2 separate regions of the Homo sapiens genome follow, and region 2 is linked to region 1. Evidence: chromatin loops called from intact Hi-C (ENCODE). Cell type or tissue: gastrocnemius medialis. All regions are shown on one strand.

Region 1 (8,000 bases):
ATTACTTCTCTGACTCAGTTTCCACTTTAATAAAATAAGTACGAGAATATAAATACTGCACCATTATTGAGTGGTTTCCAGACTTTGCTGCAAACTGGAATTGTCGGGGGGATTTTTTTTTTTTTTTTTTTTTTTTTTTTTTTTGAGACAGTCTTGCTCTGTGGCCCCGGCTGGAGTGCAGTGGCGCGATCTTGGCTCACTCCAAGTTCCGCCTCCCAGGTTCACGCCATTCTCCCGCCTCAGCCTCCCGAGTAGCTGGGACTACAGGCGCCTGCCACCACGCCCGGCTAATTTTTTGTATTTTTAGTAGAGATGGGGTTTCGATACTTTTAAAATAAAACTCAATAAAAGTATCGATACTTTTAAAAGATCCCCCAGATAACTGGTTCCTACCTGCACACATTCTGGTTTAATGACTATGGAGGAAAGAACTGGGTTAATATATAAAAAGAGCTTAGAAAGTTGCTTGGTTTATAGCAAGTAATTGATACATGTTAACTATGATTGCTATTTTATCAATTTTAAAAATCACTCCACTTATTCTTCAACTTTTTATCCTGATTCTTCGATTACACATCCCTTTCAAAGTAGCCAGGTACACACACTCTCTCATTTATATTATCTGTAATTTTATCTTTCATGTTTAGCAATGAAACTATCTTGTAATTTACCACCACCACAAGACCTGCTGTTACTTCATTTATACTATTTCAAAAACAGAATCAAGTACATTTTTATTAACTCTGAAAATTTTGTATAATTCTTATTTCAATTTGATATGGTCAATCTGAAAATTTTGTATAGTTCTTACTTCAATTTGATATGGTCACAGACAACACCTAGCCCATTTAGACCCAATATGAAAGTAACCATTTAGGCATATCTAAGCTTAACTCTTTGAATCCCCCTTCAAATATTTTAACTGTGTTCAAGATCAAGTAATAGAATGAATGCATTATGAAAATGATACCATTAAATAATGTATTTTAAATATTTTTATTGTATTTATCAAAATAATACTTCTAGTAACATTTCAGTGACACTAGTATATTTCCATAACATGTTTCATCATAGGTTTATTTTGAATGCTTAAATTAGTACTATTTCAACTTAAACATATTAGAATCTGGTTATATACTGTACAGGATGCTAGGCTCTGAGATACAAGGATCAATGGCAAGAACCTTACAGTGTAATGACTAAAACAAAATATGTAGAGTATGTAATTCCATCTGTATAGACACTCATCTAGTATTTCCCTCCTCCCTCACTAGTCCGAATCTCTTTATACCACAAAATAATTTAGAATAAAATTAAATAAAAACTACATTCTCTTCTGGAATACAATGATACAACTCCCCTACTTACTGTCTAACTCACTTTATCCTTAAAAATTAACTTGAATATTGAAAAAATATTTTTGAATAAACATGTTCATTGCAGCATTTTTATAATGGCAAAATCCTGGTCTCAATACTTAGGAAATGTTTCAATACTTAGGAAATAAGTAAAGTATCATACAGTGTTATATATTTATAAAGCATTTTTTCAAAAATGAGTTAATCACATAGGAAAGTAATTTTAGTGGTAAGATAATAGGAGACTTTAATTGGCTTTTCAGAGATTTCTAGTTTAGTAAATATTCATTGTTTTTTAAATTTATTTTTTTTAAAATCTGAATTATTTACTTTTTTCTTAGACCATTTCCCTATTTAGTTGAGTCAGTTTGTCATCTTCAGAATCTTAAAATGTCCTACAAAACTTCCACTTTACCTATCACTGTTAGTTGAGAAATTATAGAAGACATCTTGCCAAATCAGTAAAATATGTATGCTGTTTTAGTAAAATATGTGTTGTTTTAGTGAAAAATAGCAAAAGGATATGAATAAAACTCCTTTTAACTTTTTTTTAAATTGTTCTTTTTTTTTTGAGACAGGGTCTTCCTCTATTGTCCAGGCTGGAGTGCGGTGGCATAAACATGGCTAATTGCAGTCTCAACCTTCTGGGCTTAAGCAATCCTCCCAGCTCAGCCTCCCAAGTAGCTGGGACTACAGGCATGCACCACTACACCCAGAGAATTTTTTAATTTTTTCGTAGAGATGGGGGTCTTCCTATTTCCCCAGGTGGGTCTTGAACTCCTGGGCTCAAGCAATCCACCTTGGCCTCTCAATTTAATTTAATTTAATCAATTAAATCATCTTTTTGTTTTAGGAGTATCTCATCACCTTCCCGACTCTTTAAAAGATGCTGAGTCACCAGAATTGGTTAATATCTACTATAATTTTATCAAAAAAAGATAACTGTGTGCAAAATACCTTAGGAGGATTTGCTAACAGGGTAACTATAATAATGTGGGAGATGAGAGCAAGGTGTGCTCGAAGAAGGTGACATTTGAGCAGAGACCTTGTTAAAGTAAAGGTGGCATAACATTACCTCGGTGGCATACACTCTCCAGCCATCTTTGCTATTGGATACTGACTCATCCTTCTTGCCAAATTAAATGCCACTGCATCAAGAAGTATTATTTTCCCTCCTGACACTATGAAGCATTATTATTTGCTTTATTTTTTTCATGATGTATTGCTTTTAACTGTATTTCAGTACTCATTTTGTTCTGATATTTCAAATTTGTTTACAGTTTGGAATTGTTCCAAAGACAGGTACATTCTTGCTAGGAGGAACCAGTCTTACTCATGTCTGTGAAGCACCTAGAGCCTAGCATCTAGTTTTTATTTAGTAGGAACTGGCTGATTGTATACATTAATATTTATTAAATCTGTCTTCTAGCCTTCATGGAAAATGCAGATGAGGAACATTCTATGACACTCTACTTTTCAGATTGTAAAAACAATGCAGACACAGTATCTAGAAAGGTTGATTGACTCAATACCTTCCATTCTTTGAAAATTAGTCTGGAAAAGTGAACTGGTATTTTCCAGCCCACACTGACCCTAAACCCCAAAAGCCCAAACTATACCACCAAATACAGTATTTTAGAATGTGTTTAATTAAAACTTCCCTCGCTTGAATACAAAGATGTGATTACCTAACTCGCTGTCTATGGAGAGAAGGATGTGTGGGAAGGAATATTCTGGTATGAGTGGTATACGTTATGAACATTTTCTTATAAAGCATCTGTGGTGAAAGAGAACATACCTTTACGTTCTCTCTGCATCCCTTAAAATATTTCTAATTCTGAACTTATGAATCTCTTGCCTTGCATTCAAATGCCTTTCCTTACCATCTGCTGAACTGTTTTTATTTATGTTTTGGTTTCTTTCCCTTGGCACCTCACACCTGTGCTAATTAGCAACAACAGCAGAGCATAGGAGGAACATAGGCCATCCACCTGTGAACAAATTGTAAGAACTGCAGTGGACATTGATTCGTACAGAATATATACTTACAGTTGAATGCTTTTTAACATATCTATCTTGCTTTAATTAGTTGTGTGTATTTTTCTTTCATCCTGTTCCCTTTATATTATTTCATAGGGCTCGAAGCTCTGATCTCTATTTAGGCTATCTCATCTCCCAGGAGAACCTTCATTATGAAAATGTGTATCGAACAGTTACTTCATTTGATAAGGGGGTCTGAGAAACCACCATATTCTCCTACAATTTCCCACTTGTTCACAGCTAATTAACAATCGCTGAGTTAGACATGAATTTAAAAATTCATAGTTAATGAGATTTAAAAACTTTAAGGAGACTTTATTGGAAAGTGACTTAAATCCATATTAGTTTATTTCCTTCTTCCCTCCTTTCATCCCTTTTCCACCCTCTCTTCATTCTTTTGTTTTTTTCTGTTCTCCTCATAGGAATTTACAGAATGCTAATCTGCTAAGCACTGTGGTAGACAGATTAATCCACAAAAGTCTGTGCTCAAAGAATCCAGTGAAGAGTGGGCAAGATATACGTGTCAACAACTAGTTAAAATACAAACTGATAACTGATATGCTAAAAGACTGCCTAGTGTTATGGGAAAAGAGAAAGGCCACTGATTCCTAAGGAGAAATGGAAGAGAAGGAGCCCAGAAGATAGGTCTGTGTTGGAACACAAATTTCCCCAAATTCACAGTTTTTCCCCTGGTTTTCAGTGTCATGCAACTTTCTAAAGGCATTATCATGTTCATGAGGATAAGGAGAATATTACTATATGCCTTCTATAATTGCACAGTAACCAGACCTCAAGTTGGTTAAGACAAAATGTGACAATCACCCGCATTTTGGTCCTACAAACTCTAATGATACTGTGTCTTTAACTTGAATTGATTGGATGTGTTGGTATAATGTGGATATCTTTTGAAATTTGAAATTCTTTCATTTGTTATTATCAAGTTCTTACCCACCACATGCATATGTATATGAAGGAAATATTTTATATAAGAAAAATTATTGAAATAGTTGCCTCATTGCATTTTTTTCAAGACTCCAAAAGATAAAATCAATGTATTAGTTTATTTATTAGTCTTGTTTCAAAAACAAATAGATAAGGATGGACAAAGAAACTAGTTCTCCACAAAATTCAGAAATTTAGAACTCAATTTAGTCAGGTGTTTTTTTTTTTTTTTTTTTTTTGACAGAGTCTCGCTCTGTTGCCCAGGCTGGAGTGCAGTGGTGCTATCTAGGCTCATTGCAACCTCCACCTCCCGGACTACAGTGATTCTTCTGCCTCAGCCTGCTGGATAGCTGGGACTATAGGCACGTGCCACCACACCCGGCTAATTTTTGTATTTTTAGTAGAGACGGGATTTCACCATGTTGGCCAGACTGGTCTTGAACTCCTTACCTCAGGTGATCCACCCACCTCGGCCTCCCAAAGTGCTGGGATTACAGGTTTGAGCCACCACGCTAGTTATTAGTATTACCATTTTAAAAGTTTTCCTCCAGATTTGCTATCAGTATACAACAGACTGATTCTAATTTATGTTGTTTTCCTTCTCTTGCTCGCCCTCTGGTGGAGCTTCCTGTAACCCTAAAATGACGAAAACTGGGCAGTCACCGTTTTACTCGCGTCATCTCCCAAAATACAAATAACTTGCTCTCTAATGGTTCAAAACACTTGAACAAACTAATCGATTATTTTTTATTTTAAGAGTTTCTAAAAATAGCAAATTCTTAAATTACTAGAGCCCAACACTTTGGATTTTACAAAAAAATCTACTGATTACTTTAAGCTAAGTATGTGCTAGCACTAGACATACGCAGATGAAACGAGTAAGGTACTGTCGCTGCTCTGGTGGAGGCTGTGTTTCCCTTGGGGAGAAAGTCACAAGGCAGTAACATGTAAGACCTAGGAGTATTGAGGGGGTAGGGTGTTTGGTGGGGTCCAGCAGTAAATCCAGCTTGAGGTGATGTGAGAAGTTCTCCTGGAGGGGGTGCCAACAAGATGAGCAGCTGTATTTAGGAAAAGAGGAAGGAAGATTATCCCAGGCAGAGGAGGCCACCTTACTAAGGCACAGAGGAAACAAATACAAGACCTGAGTGGAAGGCATCAACAAAGTTGATACCATTATCACATAAAATGAGAGGCTGAGAGGGCCAGATGAAGACACTGATGCGATAGACTGGTATGGGATTATGGAGATCTGATGGGCCTCAATAGCGAGTTTACACTTTCAGGGGGCAGCTATGGACAGATGGATTATTCTGGTTGCTGCTGACAGAGGATTTGTGAAGGTAAAATTGCACGCAAGGAAACCAGCTGTTGGATAAAAGACAACATGGTGGCAAATTGGAATAATAAGTACAGGGACTGTATTACTTAGGGTCCTCTGGGAAATAGATGCCAAGATAGATCAAAAATGCAAGAGACTTAGTGGGGAAGGAGCCACAGAAATTAAAAGGAGATGTCAAACCGTCCTATAGACCTGACAACTGTGAAGGAAAGGGCACTAGGGTAGAAACATTTTCAAACTGAAGCACAATTCCAGGAAAGTTTCAGCCGGGTCAACAGTCTCCAAGCCAAAACAGCTCATTAAAGGAATCTTGATTTTTCTGTCATAGGTCTGCATTAATAGGAGTAGGTATTTGCAACACAACAACAAAGGGCAAATAAACCGAATTTATGAAGAATTTCTGGAAATATGTTTTTGAAAAGACTGACACCCCATTAGGAAAAAGGGCAAGGGGCTTATACAGGTACTTTATAAAAGAGGATATTCAACACAAGTTAAAAACCAAATGAAATGCCTCTACTCACTCCATCCCAATTGCCAAGATGAGAAAGTATCCATATCAGGTGTTGGTGAAGATGTGAAGTAAATGAAACACCATGTACTTCTGGGTAGAGATCAAATTGGTAAAACCACGTTATTAAAATATATTGGTGTTACTGAAGTTGAAGACCTATAACCTATGAGCTAGCAAATTCATTCTTAGATTTATATCCAACAGAAATGCCTGTATATGCACCAAAAGACTTGGACAAAAATGCTTATATTAGAATTAGAAACAGCTCCACATCAGAAACAACCCAAAAGTTCATCAAGAACACTTTGGTTCAAAAAATGGTTATATGTTCATAAAATTGAATAATACTAATCAAGGAAGAGGTATAAATCACAGCAAAAGGCAAAACTAAACCATAGTATTTAAAAATGTATACTCAGGGGTTAAACTGTAAAAGGAACCAAGATGTGAAATGTAATACAAAAGGGGCAATGAGGATTTTCTGAAACATGTTGGCAGTGTTCTATTTCTTTATCTGAGTGGTGGTTACATGAGTGCCCATCTTTCCATAATACATTAAACTGCACATTTGTATATGATATACTTTTTGTATTTCCTTGCTATGTTTTATAATGCAAAGATTTTTTAAAGGGACAAAATAAATATTTTCCCAAAAGGATAACTTATAAGATAAATTCAGAAGAAAATATTAATATTTCCTAACATGCAAGGCTTATGCTAGGAAACTAGGAGGTAATTTTTACAGATACCCATGGAAAATATACAGATTTTTTTTTCTGAAAAAATGAAACAAAATAATTTTTAAGTTGTAGAATTATTTTTCTTTTACTGAAAAGTTTCAGTAAATGAAAGATTAGTGTAGCAAGGAATATTTTGCATTAGATTATACTTAAAATTTATATGTAGCCAAGGGTAGGAAAGTGTATTCTTCTTCAATTTCACTATTCCTCAAATACCTAATTCATATCACAAGTGAGACAGCAGGAAGAAAACTTAGAAGAATGGGCAGAATAATACAAACCACAGCAACAAATCATTTGTCAAAACTGTGTTCACATATCAATGAAAAGTGAGGCCTCCAACTAATTTAATTTTTTCTCTAATCCAGAGAACAATAACCATGCTACTTACGAAACATGGGATGAAATTAAATTCTTCATATTCAGAGATATGTATAATGTTTTGCTTTTAAAAATATCAAATACGCTTATTTGGACCATGCTAAGGCTTATGTATATAACAATTAGTAATTTAGAGTAAAAATCCTATGGCCATGTTTATCCCTAAAAATTTGTTTGCCAAGATTATCATCTCAATAAAACAAATGTTTCTTTGCACTTTATTTCTACTTAACCAACTGCAGGAACTGTGAGCAATGTGCATTTCCAGCAGATGTCAGTGTTGGCGTATGATGTAATCTAGAAATTCCTCCAAACCTGAGGCCTTACCCTGAAGATGACCAGAGTACAGTGCAGATTCTTGTGAAATGTGAAAAGGCATTCTGGAGAATTCTGTTCTCTTGGGCAATATTTTCTTAAGAAATATATTGTTATAGGTTAGGAAATAGACATGGAGGTCTTCAGCAGTATTCTCCCATCTCTGAGATTGCATTTCTTCTGGTTATACATTAATTACCTGCATTTATTCTTCCTCTTGCTCCAAGAAGTATATTCACTACCTATTCCTGTCTCTGCATTTCTTCCCAGAATAAAGTGGTTGTTTTTTTTTTTTTGCCTTGAAGAATTTCAATGAGTTTATACAAGAAAAACATATTTAGCATTTACTGGGTGTCAAAGAAATAGAATAG
Region 2 (8,000 bases), 100 kb after region 1:
GAGGGCAGATGATCTTGTTTATTTTGATGAAAATGCATCTGTAACTTAAAATATGACCATTAATGAATGGTCATATTTGGTTGGATTTTGGTCTTAGAATGCAAAGAAATACACTGGCCTTAATACTGTTGGAAAATGTCAAAATATACCTAAAAGCAAACAAGATGCCATTGCAGGCCTTCTCTACAGCCAGGTAAGGACAGGACTAAGCCTGCATATTGCCTCCAGGGAGCTTCCCTCCACACCTGCCCAAATAAAGCTGCAGAGCTTCAGTGTGAAAGTCTGAAACAAAGCTGAATCTTCAGCAGCACTGACTGTGGCCTGTGGGGACAGAAGGCCTAATCACTTCTAATCACTTCCCCCCACCCTCCCCCCCCACCCCCCCCATCTTCTTTTTTAGAGGCAGGGTCTTTCTACTTTGCCCTGCCTGGTCTCCATTTCTTGGTCCCAAAAGGATCCTCCCACCTCAGCTTTCTAAGTAGCTGAGACTACAGGCGCAGGCCATGGCTCCCAGCTTTCAGACCTTCTTTCAAAACATAAGTCAGATAACAAAACTTCTCACCTTATTAGAATTCAAACCCAAATCCCCCATGACTTTGCCTCCAGCTACATCTCAGACCTCATCTCCTACCCCTTTCCCACTTCTTACCAGCTCCCACCACTCACAAACACGCAAGGTATAATCCTGTCTAAATGACTTAGCAATTCTACATTCTGTCCCGGGAATTCTTTTCTTCAGCCATGGCCACTCAGATCACTGTTTAAGTTCCCTCAGTTCTCTATTAACATGTTACCTTTTTAGAGAGGTCTTTCTCAAGCATATAATATGAAATTAAGACTTTCTCTCTTCCCATTGTTTTGTTAAGTTCCCTTGTGTTATTTCTTATACCCTTTAATCACTACTTTGCACATGATGTATTGTTTATTGTCTCTTTGCCACTACCAGAATTAAAAGCTCCAGGAAGAGTGAATAAAATAGTCTTATTATTGCTTTCCATAGAATATCCCTGGCACATAGCAGGAACTCAGAAAGGACTGGTTAAATAAATTGTTAAATGAAACCAGCAAGATTTATTTTCTTTTTAACTTAAAACAACAAAAGTGATCAACAGAATGGCTTAATTGCTTTAATGACCAGGAAATGTAGGTGAATGATAGAGAGGTCAGTGGACTTGGCTAAGTCTTAAAATGAAACCCATGGTTTGGGTTGTCCCAAGATGAGAATGAACTCTAGAATCATTTTATGATCACTACATCAGTTTTTAATGTCACCCAATATGTTTCATTTACTTCTATTGGTCTCCTGTTTCCTCTTCTGAAAAGTTATAAGCTTTATAATCTTCAAGTTAAACTCATACCATCTCCTCCTTAAAAGGAAACAGAAGCAATACTAATGTGCTCTGATTAAGATTAGAAAACCCTATTTAGAAGATTATTTGTGTGTGTGTGTGTGCTGTTCTCTAATAGAGCTTCCACATAATGGCTTTTAACTTTTCAATATAGAAAATGCTTGATGAGATATAGCTAGAACAATCTGATCTGATACTTGGGGCTTTATAGCTCTCATACATTTTTGTTCAGAAAAAAAGGAATGATGAGCTAGCTGAGCATAATAATGTGAAAGAGAAAATGTGGTGATGGCATACTATTGTTCACTTAAAAATCTCTGAACATCATACTTCCTTTATTTTGTGCATGTATGAGGCCAAAAATATGCCTGCCATTATAATCAACTTCTTATCCCGATCTAGGATATTTTTATGAATAAGATAGCTATGTTTTGACTTGCTGTTTTATTTTCATTGTGCTGAACCTAGGGTTTTTTAATCTTCCTTTATAGAAACGAAAAAGTCTTGCAATGCTAGAACAAGCACATGATTTTAGAGGTTTCATTTTTAAAGGCCAATGTACTTATACATACACAATTAATTAGTTTTCTCAAAAAATATAATGTTCAATTTTGTCCCTTGTTCTTTAACATGTGATACATTATCAAAATACTGAGGTAAGGTTGCCAGGAGCTTAGCAAAGAAATGGCAATGTACATTCTTTTGTCCCCTAGAGTTAAGCTATTGTCACAGACATATCTATTAATTCCTACAGTTTAAACCGCATATATCTGTTCAATATGACCTCCTCAATTTGATTCACAAGAGTGTATTTTGAAGTATTATAATTGAATCTGTACAGTGACCACAAGGAGGGCAGGTAAGGGCAGAATTTTATTTTTGATTTCTCTAGAGAAGATGATAACAATGAAGTGAATTATAATTGAGTTCTACAAAACATGAAGACAGACAAATTTAGTTTTCAGATGTGTCTAAATACTTTATGCTTAGAGTTCAATACCACTTTAATATTTTATTTCTAAATAAGAAAATTACATTCTTTGAATTTTTGAAGATTGGGTGTGTTGGTAATGCCCTTGCCACTTCTGTCACCAAATCATTTTTTATTGCTTAATTTGTCACTACTGTAAGGAAATTACCTTTACAACCAAAGTATTTAAGTTACGACCTGAACACAGATTGGATATTCAGTGATCCTACTCAGGCACTACTGTGTTAATTGAATATTTTCCTTATTATTGCAAATCTTGGGGGTTTTTGTATACTTATATATTTATTAAGTGCTAAAGATTAGAAACTCAAACTTAGCTTCTGACTTCTTTTTTAATTAAGGAAAAATATATGTCTCTAGTTATAAGTGTTCTTATTATTGTAATTTTTAAAAAATAATCAAAATTTTGGCAGAAATTAAGTGCATCTGAAATAGCAATAGAATGAAAAAGATTGTTAAGAATAGACATTCAATGATCCTATGAAATCTAGCTACCTTTATCACCCAACCCTTTTAAATAACTTTTCTCTTGGCAAAACAAGAGAAAGTTATTTTATTTCATTCTCAAGTTTTTGTAGAAATACATTTCTTCTGTAGAAGAAAACAATATATAGATCATGCAATTGTGTCCTAAGTCATTTAATAAACAGTTCTTCACTTGCCCAGCTTAATAATCAGTCCTAATGCCCAGCTTAATTTGGCCTTTCCAGTTGTTTCATTAATTTTACTGCAAAATATTTTCTAGTAATAGTAATAGATTAAATTCAACGCATATTTATTGTATAGCACACATGGCCAATAAATCCTGAAAAAGCACCTTGCCTGTAAGGTAAGTGCTATTATATTTACATTTTACAGAGAAGAAAACTAAACTTAAAAGTCAAAAACATAAAGCCAGTAAGTGGGTAAGCAGAACTTTAATGCAAATATGTTGCTCTAAGCCCATGCTTATGACATTTGTTGTTTATTACTGAGAGAAGGGAAGTTACATGTACTGATTCCTTAATTCTTATCACATACTATGCAGGGTGAATTGCATATGTTACTTATTCCTTACCATGGCAATATAAATAATAAATATTTAATAACCCTATTGTACAGATGGGCAGTATTTGTTCCAGAAATCTGAGTTCTCTCATAACTAGACATAAAATCTTAAGAAACATATGTATGCCTCCCAAGAACCAACTTTTTAGATAAATGAGCATCTGGCTAGTGACTCTCTAAGCAATTATGTACTCTCCACCTACGAAACTTAAAATATCTTATCTGAGGGATTCACCAGCAGGTACTGCCATTACACATACCACTCCACCATGATCCAGCATCAATGTCTTGTGCAGACACTCCCTCCTGGGAGGAAAATATAATTGATGGTTATGCCTTTTCCCTTACCCCACTGTCAGACTCTGATTTCAGTAAAGCCCTACCAAGGCCCTCCCTTTCCACCTGTAGGCTCTGGAGAATACATACATAGATCCTTCCTCTAAGAACGTTGCAGATGCTTGAGCAACATTATTTCCAAGTTAACTTGCAGCTTTATTTCTGTGATTTTGTGCTGATTCCCCATAGAAGTACAGTTGCTTTAACTAAGTTTATATTTTAAGTGGATGTTGGCCATGACATCTCACTAAAGAAGTCCTCTTGTATACGGACCCCAGCTGAAGAAACAAAATGAAAATAAATGGGTGAAAGAATTCTCAAAGCTCAACATCCCTAAAGGCAAATTGACAGAAATGTCTGTTCAAAGAAGACAAAATCATGAGATTTATGCTCAATAGCGTTTTTCTTTTTCTACTTCTGTGGGGGCAGAAGATGTGATTTAGCAGATCTAGGAACTGGGAACTAAAAGTAAATAGTTCATCATTCTCCTCTCAGAGAAAGTCTTCTTATGGTACAGAGGAAAGATGAGATGAGGAGAAAAAGCCAAGAGAAACAGGCAAGATTGATCTTAATGCCTAGCTGTGCAGAATTTTAAGAATATTTCTGGGCATATTGTATATAAAGGAGAGGACATAAGTGGAAAGAAAAAAGCTGAAAATGGAGTGAAAGGTCAAAAAAAAATCCCAGCAAAACAAACTCTGAATAAAAGTCCCAGAAATTATAGATAGCATAAAGAGCCTAAGAGAAGTTATGTCTTCCTCTTAGGAATAAAAGATGAAAATAAGTGGAGCTATGAATAGAATTTATGATTCCACTAGTGACAGTTGTAAGCATGGAAAATGGTGCTTATGAATCTGGAGGTGAGGAGATGGAGAAAGCTTGGCAAACTGTCCTCATTGTTCAAATAATGTTACTGAGGCATCGCTGCCACCCAGTGGCCAACATCAACTTTAATGCTATCTGTTCCTGTTTGAGGGGGTGAGTTTCAGTATTTTTAAAAAAGAAGATATGAAGAAACAGTAAAGTCACTGCCATTGCTTCTCCAACAACCTCTAATTTGTGTTCTTTTCCAAGGCTCTTCTACTTGTAGGAGCCTATACTTATCTCAGTAGGTGCTTATCTCTTATGGAAAAGAATAGAAAATTACTTCATCAGGATTGTGTTTTAGTGACGCATCATTGTATTTTTCCATTTAGAAGGATTGGCTCATCTTTAATTTTTTTAATTTAAATATTTAATTGGCAGTCCTATATAGAAGGCTAAGCATTCAGTTTTTCTTACAAGATATTCGACAACCAACTGGCAGAATTTACCTTTTATCCCCTCACAGCATGATTTGACACGATGTTTTCTCCCAACTACTGTGTGCTAAAAGGGTCAGTCAAATAACTCTACATACAGTCCCAAGCTCTGAGGAAATTGTAGCATCAGGAGGGATGTAGAGAAGATGTAGAGAGAAAGAGTAAAACAGAGCTTCTTGCAACTTAAATCTTTGCTGCCTTAGTCTCAAAGCCTTGGAACTCAAGAAAACCACAGATTTACAGAGCTTTGACTGTATTTATAACAAGCTATCTCTATAGTTTTTCTCCACCATTGTTAATCATATTGCAGAATATCTTCCTTCTCAGTGTTAATAAATAAAATCACCACATTTTGTGGAAAAGTTTGGAACTAAATAATCTGGAAATTACCAACCTATGCTTCTGCCATATGGCACTGGGAGGCAGATACACAGACCTAGGCTTAGAATAATGTAGTCACAGATTCTGAACACATTCAGTTCTTTTCCTCCCTAGTAAGTGGTTCATCCAATTAATCCATAAGGACAGTGTCTGCTTTCTAAACTCTGGCAATCCAACACAACCACAGCATAGGCAACTGTAAAATAGATACAGGTTTTAAATTGAACCCTCTGCTTCCTTCTGTTAGAAATTGTCCTCATTCATTTTACTTTCTGTTCTTCTATCTTAATAGTTCTATTTTAAGTTTTTCTCCCAGTCTTTTTTTCTCTCTGAATAAATGGAAGAAGTGTTTAGCTGTCAAGAGGAAAGTATGGATGAAGAAGAGATGTTCAGGACTAAGTGCTCCTTAGTTTATTTCTGATTAAAGTGGTTGTTGGTAGTAACATCATATCGTTGACTTCCAAACACTGCAAGTATCTTCCATTAGTCAACTCAAATGCAGAAGGATCCCCCCAGAAGAACAATTATATGAATACATCTTTGGAAGACAAAATTTTCAAGGGGAAGAAAAATAAAATGTTAGATCAGACGCAGAATAGCTGAGTGTTTTTCTCCTCTGCTCTTATTTTATCTAGTCCTTCTACCATGTAAAGGAGGCCCCAGACCCGTCAGCCATACACCAGCTTACCATCTTCAAAGGTTTTGCCTTGTTTTTTATGTTTACTGTGATTTATTTAATCCTTTTTCTTTAAATTCACTTTTACTTAGCTTCATTCTAGATAATAAAATGGCAGAAATTATCACTTTGATGCTATTTTTTGTATAATTCCCATGAAAAGAAACATAACTATTAAAGAAAAATGTCTGCTACTCAAAAGCCAAAACCTGAAAGTTGAAGAGAAGAAAATAAAAAATGATATCTTTCTGTAGCATGCTTGGTATCTCTTTTCTCTCTCCCTCTGTCTCTCACACACATACAGACACACACTCAAACACATAATGGCAATTTGAGAGTATATTGATCTAAATGTTTAAGAATTAGATAGTTGAAAGAAGTAATGTAAAAAATATAATAATTTAAAGAATTGAAAGTAACTTCATATGAAAATTGTACTTCTGGCCATAATGAAATAATAAGGACCAGACTTAACCTCCTGCTATAAACACAGAAACTGGATGAAATATCTAAAATAAAGTATTTTTAGGCTTTAGGCAGTAGGCAGCCCAGGACTATTATCCCTGAGGAAAGGGAAACAATAGTGTGAGCCCTACAACCTCCCTAGCTTCCTGCCTAGAGGAAATTTCTGTACCATGGCCACATGGAAGGGGAAACCAGACAGAATCTAGCAGTCTTAGGGAGTTGAGGACAGCAATTGGAGTTCAGAGAGGCTGAATTCCTTTGAAGCTGTAGGACAGAGTTACAGAAAGGAGAGAACTATAAAAACAAAACAAAACAAAAACCTAGCTGCAGATTTGTTACTGGAATCACCTTGAGTCTTTGTTGAGTACTAGACAGTGCACATAGGAGTAAAACTCCATGACCTCAGACAACAAGCAACCTCGGATTTGTAAGCAGAATAATTTCTAGAGCTCACAAAAGCCAGGGTGTCATTCAAGCACCACCCAATCAGCATGAAGAGTCCTCGGTAGTCACTTGAGGACGTTCAGTACAGACTCCAAATGATCATGCTTTAGTGAAATTATCCCAGGAGTAAATGCTACTTAAAACCATCCCTGGCCAGGTACAGTGGCTCATACCTGTAATCTCAGCACTTTGGGAGGCTGAAGCAGATGGATTGCTTGAGCCCAGGAGTTCAAGACAAGCCTGGGCAACATGGTGAAATACCATCTCTACAAAAAAATACACTAGGCATGATGGCACATAACTGTAATCCCAGCTACTGGAGGGGTTGAGGTGGGAGGATCACTTGAGCCCAGGAGGTCACAGCTGTAGTGAGCTGTGATCGTGCCACCACGCTCTAGCCAGGGTGACAGAGCAAGACCCTGTTCAAAAACAAAACAAAACAAAACAAAATAACAACAACAAACCCAGCCCTAATACATCTTCAAAACAATACTCAAAGCAATCAAACTGGTCTGCAACTTAAGTGTCAAAACACTCATTAAAGACAAGAAAATCCAGACACTTAACAATATAACAATCACAATGTCCAACATTCAATAGGAAATCATTGGGCATGACAAGAGGCAGGAAAATGTGACCCATAACAAGGAGGAAAAGTATTTCAAAGAGAATATAAGCATAATGAGTACAGAAGTGAAAAAATAAAAGGAACTCAAGCACCCTCACACACGTATCACTTTGATCCTTATACCAATCAATTAAGGCATGACACAATATTATTTAACCCCATGTTATAGATGAGAAAACCAAGTCATAGGTATTGTAAATAAACTGCCAAAAAGACATGAACCCCATAGTTTTTAGAGTCAAACTAGAACCCAAGTCTTTTGAATCATTAATGTTCTTCAGTAGATGGTAGCATAAATCATAGTTAAAGGAGGTTACTGTGGATAGTAGTGGACTATGGTAAATTTTCTTAGATCATTGCAAGGCAAAATTATCAAGAAAAA

What was found. A loop is a pair of places that touch in the nucleus more often than their neighbours do. Peaks named below come from ENCODE experiments on the same cell type or tissue, not always from the same donor. Only the 100,000 strongest peaks of a DNase experiment are listed, where the experiment ranks them.
Region 2: it touches region 1 in a loop (13-fold over the local background); 56 of 110 quality-filtered maps call a loop at or near these places.

Annotation. Positions count from the first base shown.
Region 1 is chr3:152,467,189-152,475,188 of GRCh38, forward strand. No RefSeq gene overlaps it. Among named protein-coding and RNA genes, the nearest start is that of MBNL1-AS1, 200 kb to the left of the region's middle. In gastrocnemius medialis, CTCF peaks have their summits at 4,963 (motif pointing left) and 7,586 (motif pointing right); DNase peaks (open chromatin) are centred at 4,723 and 4,953; H3K27ac peaks cover 1,793 bases.
Region 2 is chr3:152,570,003-152,578,002 of GRCh38, forward strand. No RefSeq gene overlaps it. Among named protein-coding and RNA genes, the nearest start is that of P2RY1, 260 kb to the right of the region's middle. RefSeq lists a silencer at 4,586-4,665. In gastrocnemius medialis, a CTCF peak has its summit at 4,675 (motif pointing left); a DNase peak (open chromatin) is centred at 4,649.